2 separate regions of the Homo sapiens genome follow, and region 2 is linked to region 1. A link is a contact called in ENCODE Hi-C or POLR2A ChIA-PET data. All regions are on one chromosome and are shown on one strand. Each heading gives the region's core, a stretch centred on a gene start or an enhancer-like site at or near the end of the contact. The rest is flanking DNA. Distances are from core to core; before and after follow the strand shown.

Region 1 (4,393 bases), core at 1,300-3,799:
TTGAAGAGGCAGGGTTAAACTAAAGTGGATGTGATGGTAGTCAGGTATTAACAGAGAAGAAAACTGCAAAAAAACACTCCAGAAGAAAATTCTAGGGGGGCAGGGCAGTGAGATTACAGAAACAAAATATGTCTAAGACAAGGGATGGAGGGGAAAATACCCGGGAACCTTTCTTGGAGGCCACTTGTATTGTCACTGTTATGCTGAGAAGATCACAGAAAATAAGACCTGAAAGGGTGACAAGGAGGAACTGAGAGAACCTTGCATCAAAAACCTGAAAATCTCTGATCTGCAGCTTGTTCTACCATTGGCATTGTGTGATCCTAAGTGTGTCCATCTCAGTTTCCACATGTATAACATGGAGAAAGTTCTAGAAACACAGAACACTGTTAGAGCCACAGGAGTAGGGGTGAGCAACTGAGTTATTGGTTCTCAAACTGTGCTCCAAAGAACATCAAAGATTCATTCACAGAGATGTTCCAGAGGTTCCACAAATGTTTCATTTGACTTTTGGTTTTGTTTAAGATGTTTTTAAACATTTTTCAAAAAAAGTTTGACATGCCAAATCCTAAGATACTAGAGACAATCAATATACGTATCAATTTATATCGCAGAGACTCAGCAAAACTGCCCTGGCTACCTCCATACACTGAAGTTTGAACTTCAAATTTCCACCTTATTGGTCACAAAACTAATGCTCAGTAGTGGTCTAGTTTACGTTTTTTTTTTGTTTTTTTTTTTTTTTAATTCAGGCCCAGGTATCTATTCACATGAAATTGTATGACAAAAAAGCACTACCCTAATTAAATGCCAGATGAGAGTTGGTCACATATCTTGAAGTTCCAAGGCTGCTTGCCTGACTCCCATATTTTAAGTGACAACTGTCTTTAGATGTTAATAATTCAACTTTGAAACAATTTCTACTACTTCTCTTTTCAGCCTCCATCTCAATTTACATTAAAAGCAACTTAGAGTGCTTGGTAAGTTATTCTTTAAAATGATAGCCACTCCCATTCATAATTGGATGAATATGGACTGCTTCTACCGTGAACCAAAACACAGTGCAGAAATCAACTGGGTGCTAACCTTGCATTGACTGCACAACCTCTTACCAAACTCCTGGTTTTGTGCTCACCACAGAACCACATCTCCCTGGTCTAACAATCAACTTTAACAGGAAATATGATAAATTAAAATGTATAAAATACCTTTTTACAGACTGGAAGACAACGTCTGGTTTTGCTTAGGAAAATATCAAATGCAAACCCTCAATTTACAGAGGAAGACCCTGAGGCCAGAAAATATTATGTTTTCCAGTTAGAATCAAACCAGCACCCCAATTCCTGCCTAATACTACATGGCCTCCGCCAAACCAAGCTGAGTCTACCAGCTGCATGCGGAAACTCAGAAAGGAAGAGACCTCTCCGTATGGAACACAAAACAGAAACCAAAGTCCAGTACTATTAAGAAGCCGTGAGTCTAATGCAATGTCCCACCAACCTCAAGGGTTGAATCAACACATGAAAGGGAGAAAAATACACATTTACAGGATTACTGGTGTAAGAAAGACAGATGGAACGGGGACGGTGGTGGGGGGCAGTCTTCATCTAAATACAGTTGGTGTTAAAAGGAGAAGCAGAGGAGGAGAAGGGACAGGCAAAGCAGCTTTCTCTTCTAAAATAAATCCAAATTCCTGGGAAGAAGCTCTGAGGTCATTCACTCCCCCAGATGGCCCAGTGCCACCAACCTGATAGAGCCCACTCAGCAGGTGCCCAAAAGCTCAACTGTGAATCCCTGACAGCTGTGATGCCACCAACTCTCTTCTAGCTCTAGGAAGCAAAGGAGCTCAGGAGCAGGCAGGGTGCTGCCCAAGAAATAGGTATGAACAGAGACCTTTCACTTTCAGGACCTGGGTCCTTTTTTTTTTTTTTTTTTTTATAAACAGGAAAAACACATTCTAAATGAAAACAGTCTGTTCCCTTTGGAAGTGGCTAAACTAGTCTTATTTTAATTAACTAGCTGAAATACACCTGCTAAAAACAACACACCTTTGCTATCTTGGGAATACTCTTTGAATATCTGGGTTTTAAACAGCCCATCCCCTCTTACATTTGAAGTGATCAAAGCAAGACAGTCCTGTACCCAGAGTTTTAATTCATTACACTACACTTGCATTTTTCCTGTGGGCAGAGAAAGGAAAACCTCCAATGCCACCCACCTGAAGTGCATATTTGTCTTGCAGTTATACCATCCACTCAGTGGAGTTCAGGGCTCCATATCTGGCATCAATAGCAAAATAAATTTCCAAACACTGTAACAGGGCTGGTGAATCTGGGTCCAGAACATGCACTCTTCTTCCTGCCCTCTCTATTCCCAGGTTCTGCCACACCTACCCCAGCTGTTCTCTGACATTCACAGGTATAAAGAAGACAGATGGAAAGGAGATGGGGGTAGTCTTCACCTAAATACAGTTGGTGTTAAAAGGAGAAGCAGAGGAGGAAGGGACAGGCAAAGCAGCTTTAGAGGCAAAACAGGCCACTAGAGGGCGTGGGTGGGGTAAGAGAAAACCAACATTTGATGATTTTATCCTGACTTAGTCTCTTGGATGTGCACATTACTGGCAGGTGGACAAAAGGGAAAGAGGACAAGAGTGAGAAGGAAGCTGTGGTTGCTGGAGCAGATAAGATCTTCACATGTTCTATGAGTTTCATTCACTAGGCCCATACGATATTCACAGTTGAGAGAATTTCCTAACAACAAAAAAAGGCAACAGCGGTAACTCCAAGAATTCTGAGGGGCTGGGCGCTGTGGCTCACGCCTGTAATCCGCACTTTGGGAGGCCGAGGGGGCGGATCACGAGGTTGGGAGGTCGAGACCATCCTGGCTAACACGGTGAAACCCCGTCTCTCCTAAAAATACAAAAAATTAGCCGGGCGTGGTGGCAGGCGCCTGCAGTCCCAGCTACTCGGGAGGCTGAGGCAGGAGAATGGCGTGAACCCGGGAGACGGAGCTTGCAGTGAGCCGAGATCGCGCCACTGCACTCCAGCCTAGGCGACAGAGCAAGACGCTGCCTCAAAAATAATAATAATTCTGAAAACAACTACTAAACCAAAACAAAGCACGGGTCCCTGAAAAATGAAATAAATCACTTTAATCCAATGTTTCTCAATCTTTGCACAACTGACATATGGGTCTGAATAATTTTTTTGTTGTGGGAAGCTATTAGAGGTTTAACAGCATTGCTGGCCTCTAGCCACTAGATGCCATTAGAGCCCTCCAATAACCCTCTATAACTAGAGGGTTGTGACAATCGAAAAATGTCTCTCAACACTGCCAAAACTGCCTCGGTTGAGAGGGACTGCCTTACCAATCAACAGGATCTTACTCACCCACTGGAAGATGCTCAGACAGGTTCTGCCCATGTAACTAGAATGCAGAGTGAGAGAGAAGCAGACCAAGGTGAACCTGGGAGTCCATCACCACCCCTCAAGACCAGCAGGCTCAGAAGCCTGTGCTGAGGCTGTGGAAGGCCTCAGAGTGAAGGAAGGTGGCCGACTGCTGATGCTGTCTCAAGGTGACTGATAAATGAGTCTCATTTTCTCCACATCTCTCAGTGCTGTCTGGGCACTGACTGAGAATCTCATTCCTAGGCTAGCTGTGCCCAATTTACTAATGAGTATTAAGGCACTGGGCCTCTGCTCCAAAGACCTGGTCCATAAATCAATGAGCACAGGGAAGAAGGCTTTGAGCAAGACCAAATCTGGATGATGCTTCATCAGACAGCCATTAAAAAAAAAAACAAAAAACGCTAGGATTGTCACCTGGCATCCGGCCCAGGAAACCATGAACAGGCTTTAAGATAGGTTGATAATGACTCTCTAAGAAGAAAGAAAGAATCATCTGTGAAAAGATCACACAGCATGTCAATTTGTCAGGTAGGTCTCCTTAATGTTGAATGAAAATACTCAAAAGATTTGCTTCCACTCTCAAAGGACAGTAAAGCCACAAAGAAATTTTATAATAAGTGTAAAATGCACCTTTTCTCTGAGGATCAGACTTCTGGCAACACTCTACATCTAGAAAAAAAACCAAGAATGACAACAGGCCAAAATGGCCCCAGTAATAAAGAAAATCACAATCACAAAAATCACCACACTTATTTCAAAAATATGGGTAATGCCTTCAAGATAAAGCTCATTATTTCCAAATGCTTCCTAAGCCCTCCAGCCCAATTACCCCGACCCCTAGTACCCCTCTCCTCCACCTCGGGAGGAGCACCGGCTGGGTACTGGCCTACCCCAGGAGTGTTCCAGCTGCCCTATTTGCAGAAAAGGGACAGTCCTCCCCAAATCTGATTTGGTTAAAAAAATGAACTAGCTAAGCAGTGAAGAAA
Region 2 (4,393 bases), core at 496-2,995, 130 kb before region 1:
TGCTCCGGCTAACAGGAATGGAAAAACAGGTGAGGAAAAAGTACTCAACATGAAAAGAGTTAATAGTTTTGATGGTGGGAGTCCTTTGAAAGACCAAGTCACATCATCTGGGGAAAGCAGGGCCCTGGGAAGACATAAACTATCTCCTGTATCTCTATGACCACTGCCTACATTGCCTTTGTCCATGTAAGTGTTGTGTGACTTTGACAGAAAGAAACCGGAAGGTAAAGGAGCCGTGGTCATAAAACTTATTTTTCTTCCTTTCTACCTTGTTACTAGAATCATGTACTCTTGAGGACACAGCTATTGAATCCTGATTGATAAGCCAATCTCAATTGGCCCAACCCAACTTTCCTGGCCTCCTCTGCAGCCAAGAATGGTCATGTGACCTAGGTCAAATAATGGGGGGAAAGAATCAGAGGAAGGGAAGCTTTAGGAGAAGCTTCTATTTCTTGAGAAAAGGCTCCAGCCCCTTCACCTTTCTTTCTGCTTAGACCACAGCTATGAGGCCTGCAGGCCTTGTGACGCTATGGTGGCAAGCCAATGCATGAGGGATGCCAAAGGAGAGACCAAAGTGGCCTGGGTCTTTGCAGACATCCAGTGAAGAAACCAGCCCCATACCCCACACTGTGTTACATGAGAAAAGTTAACTCTTGCTTCATGGTTGTGAGGTATTTTGCTAATTATAGCTGGGCACACTTTTAATTTATCCAAACAGGTTCCCAGACATAGCTGACTAGCTTGTGACAGTTTGCAAAGAATTTTCAAACCTGTCTCTTGTCTGATCCCTGTGTCAACAATGTGAGCTAGGAAGAACAAGTGCTGTGAGACCGTTTTAAGGATAAAAACATGGTTTAGGTAGGTGAAAGGATCTGGGCAGAGCATGGAGATGGTTAGTGGCAGAGTAGGATTTGTCTGGGCCTACTGAGTTACCATCTTGGATGGTGCTGGTAGGAAGACCTACCCTGGCTGCTAAATGAGTACCGTTTTCAGGGGGCCTATCCTTGGATCACGGTCCTACAGAAGCCAGCACACTGTCACAAAATATAAACAAGGCTAATTCAATATTTTGGTCTCTGGCCTCAGCTGAGAAATAAAGATTGGCCTGCTAGTTTCAGCTGCTTCCACTGAGCCACTGCATGAGGATGAGGGATAATTTCTTTCCTCCCCTAGGTCCAACAGCAAGGAAGGCTCTTCCAGACAGGAGGCATGCTGGGGTTAGAGGTCACAGAGGAGGAATGAGTATCTGGTCCAAATAGTGAGGGATCGGTCCATGAAAGTGGTTAAACTTCTGCTTCTCCTTCAAGTTGTTACTTACATTGTCACTGGTTTAAATGATTCATTTGCCAACTCCTTCGAAGTAAACGTTATCATTAAGAATAAGAAAATAAAAAGACACTGTCTTTAGGACAATTTAGGACAAATTGTGTGTATCTCCAGTAAATGATATCCATTTTAAAAACGGTAAAGAAAAGGAGGGAAGAGGAAGGAGGAGAAGTGAGGGAAGGGGAAGAAGGAGAAAAGGAGAAAGGGAAAGAAAGAGAAAGAATGAAAAGGGAGCGTTTGAATTGAGTATTTCAGTGAAGACTCTCTTAGGCAATAGGTTAAAATTCCACATCTCCCAGAGCCTGGTTTCCTCCTGGAAAAACACAGACAGTGCTGCTGCCTTATAGGGTTGTTGGGAAGCTCCTCATTATTCATTGTCGGTGTGCTGGCACCATCTGGAGGCCTGGCCAAACCTTAGCACGCCTTGAGAACCTGGAAGATCACTAACTGGTCTGGATCAACAGGGCTGTACATTGCTCTACTAATTCCTTATGGTGGCAATGTTACTCTCTGGAGTGCCTGGGGACAACCTGCAGGACCCTCTGGGGCAGCCCTGTACTGACTCTCACCTCTGTGGTCATGAAACACCCCCAGCAGCCTGGAAGAAGATGAAAATACTTGGTGAAAGCCAGCACTACTGACTTTCTGGGCCCTCTCCAGTTGACGAGATGTGCTCTGACATAATTAGGGAAGTGAGATGAAATCCCCCCAACCCACATGTGGACAATCACTCCTGCCTTTTCCCTTAAAGCCCATTTGGGCTCAAGAGATATGCTCTACCACCCAATTTTTAACTTCATTTAAAAATTTCCCTCATTTTTCCCTTGACCAAGTCGGTATTTCTGCTCTCCAAGCTCTCTAAAGGCAGACATATCTTTTGAAGTCCTGATACGCAAGTAAGTTCCTAATAATTGGTTCTGGATGACAAGAATCACATGCAGTGAAAACTGAAAACCAACACATTTCATCTTTAGAATAAAGCTTTGTTTCACTTGTTTTGGAACAAAGGCAAACAGTTGTAGCCCATTTCGGTTTCACTACTCTGCATAGTGGATTTCAGGTTTCCACACAGAACCGTACAGAACCTTTCCTTGAAATCAGTACCACACCAACATAAATGTATTTATTTAGGCTTTTGGGATTTGAGAGGATGGGTTGGAGACAGAGGAGGAAATTACCAAGAGAGAATCCATTCCTTGTAGTCCAGTGTGTTGGCTACAATACATGATGTAATTCAAATCCTGACCACCTGAGGAACCTTTACCTCTATCTGCTTCAGTTCTTTCACTCAAAAGTGGGGTTAATAATAGTATTTACTTCATAGTCATTGTGAAGGCCATGCCTGGAACACAGGAAGCACTAAAATGTCAGCCATTATCATCTCCTCAAGGAGCTCAATCTATCAAAAACAGAATCAAGAGGGAGAGAATCAAAGGCTGGCCAGCAGTACAAATTACAACTGAGCAGGGATAACTCCAGCGTTCCCTGGAGCTCTGCTGTCCCTCGAGACTAGAGCAAGAGTCTCGATTTATCCAGTGCAGTGGCACTATCTCAGCTCACTGCAGCCTTGACCTCCCAGACTGAAGCGATCCTCCCACCTCAGCTTCCCGAGTAGCTGGGACCACAGGAGCATATCACCACACCCAGTTAATTTATGTATTTTTAGAAGAGATAGGGTTTCGCCAGGTTGCCCAGGCTGGTCTCAGACTCCTAGGCTCAAGTGATCTGCCCACCTCGGCCTTCCAAAGTACTGGGATTACAGGCATGAGCCACTGTGCCCGGGCTAGTCCTGATTATGTTGACTGCAGATGGACTCGTTCAGTACTGAGGGCTGCACAGCCACCGCTGGATTTTGAGCATATGCTGCATATATGATTTTTATTTAAGTAAAGAATTGTGTATCGATGCTAAACATGACTTTAGAAGCAAATATATTAAAAATAATTTCTAAGTTGGTTTATCACCGATTCTCAATGCCATAATACCCTTTCTTGCAATTGAAGGTTGAAATCTGCTTCCAACAAATATTCCACATTGTAAAGTCTGCTCCCAATCTGTGTTTTTTATATAAAACTCCATCAACAAGCTCTGTTCTTGCAGGGCCTATGTTTCAAGGTGTTTATGACATGGATCTGCACTGATGTAGAAGGTTCCACAGGGTAAATCTCATGATTTTCACGTCTATCAAAAATTTAAGTATTCCAACTGGCATGGTAAGCCCCCAGGTGCAAATCCATACTAACACTTCATATACTTGTGTATGTGTAAACAGCCACCGGAAAGAGGTCAGACTTCCTTCAACTGGCCCAATGCATTCCACTGGCTTATATGAATCCCCCACCCTTCCCAGATTTAAGATTTGCTTCTCCACCTCCATTTTAAAATCATACAACTAACTTTGCTTTTCTCTCCAAGTAAAAGGCAGAAATCTACACACACTTCTGTTTCCTTCTACTGCTGTGATTTTGCTCCATTGGCTGATGTTTTAAACAATGGTTGATAAGGACCATAGAGAACTCATTCCAAGGCATCCTATTTTTGGTGTGTCTGAACCTCTAGCAGTGTTGACGAGGAATGAACATTATTCTCCCAAGATGAAGCTGGAGCAACCTCAGGGATTTTCACCCTTGAACCAAATGAAGCCCCCAGTTCTCCTTCCCCAGCTGAGAAGGCTTCATCGAGTTGGGAGGGTGGCAGTGCCCTTGACTGTCTCTCCATGCCTGGACTGCACTGCCTCAGGAGGGCTGAGATGCCACGAGGAGCTCTGTGGGAACACTGGAAGGAGCACCCCGGTATCTCAGTATTGAACAGTGAGGCGATCTCCTGCCAGCCCAGCAACCTGCTGTCTGGGATGGACCAGTATAGGTCTATCTCCTCAATTTGTCACCATGCTCTTAGAATATGGACTATGCCTAGAAATCTAATCCAAACTCTGTTTTCCTACAAGCTGTATTTTAATAAGGTTCTATTTAGGTGGAAAATCGCATAATCAACACAATTACCTCATTCTTATAAATCTGTGCCCAATAACATTCAGAAGACCATGCCTTTCAGACTGTTTCAAATT

The links. Hi-C counts contacts between places; a loop is a spot of excess contacts on that map. ChIA-PET counts read pairs that join two places held with the same protein, here RNA polymerase II (POLR2A). Pooled maps may share reads with other maps.
Region 2: a map of dorsolateral prefrontal cortex shows a loop between it and region 1 (2.6-fold over the local background). The contact joins two enhancer-like sites. A Hi-C loop is called at or near these places in 2 of 168 maps with a recorded cell type or tissue (OCI-LY7 and dorsolateral prefrontal cortex) and 2 of 50 pooled maps. POLR2A ChIA-PET finds 5 or more read pairs at or near these places in 2 of 52 experiments (OCI-LY7 and WTC11).

The regions. Positions count from the first base shown.
Region 1 is chr2:134,243,712-134,248,104 of GRCh38, reverse strand. It overlaps a transcript of MGAT5 not described here. Among named protein-coding and RNA genes, the nearest start is that of MGAT5, 8.2 kb to the left of the region's middle. RefSeq lists enhancers at 6-55, 2,441-2,941, 2,942-3,442. Within about 2 kb of position 2,549, at least 6 of the 41 ENCODE cell types and tissues checked have a DNase peak (open chromatin) inside an H3K27ac peak, as active enhancers do; they include dorsolateral prefrontal cortex, where a contact is called at or near this core.
Region 2 is chr2:134,373,428-134,377,820 of GRCh38, reverse strand. All of the region lies in intron 10 of MGAT5 (alpha-1,6-mannosylglycoprotein 6-beta-N-acetylglucosaminyltransferase), which reads right to left. Among named protein-coding and RNA genes, the nearest start is that of MGAT5, 120 kb to the right of the region's middle. Within about 2 kb of position 1,745, at least 3 of the 41 ENCODE cell types and tissues checked have a DNase peak (open chromatin) inside an H3K27ac peak, as active enhancers do; they include dorsolateral prefrontal cortex, where a contact is called at or near this core.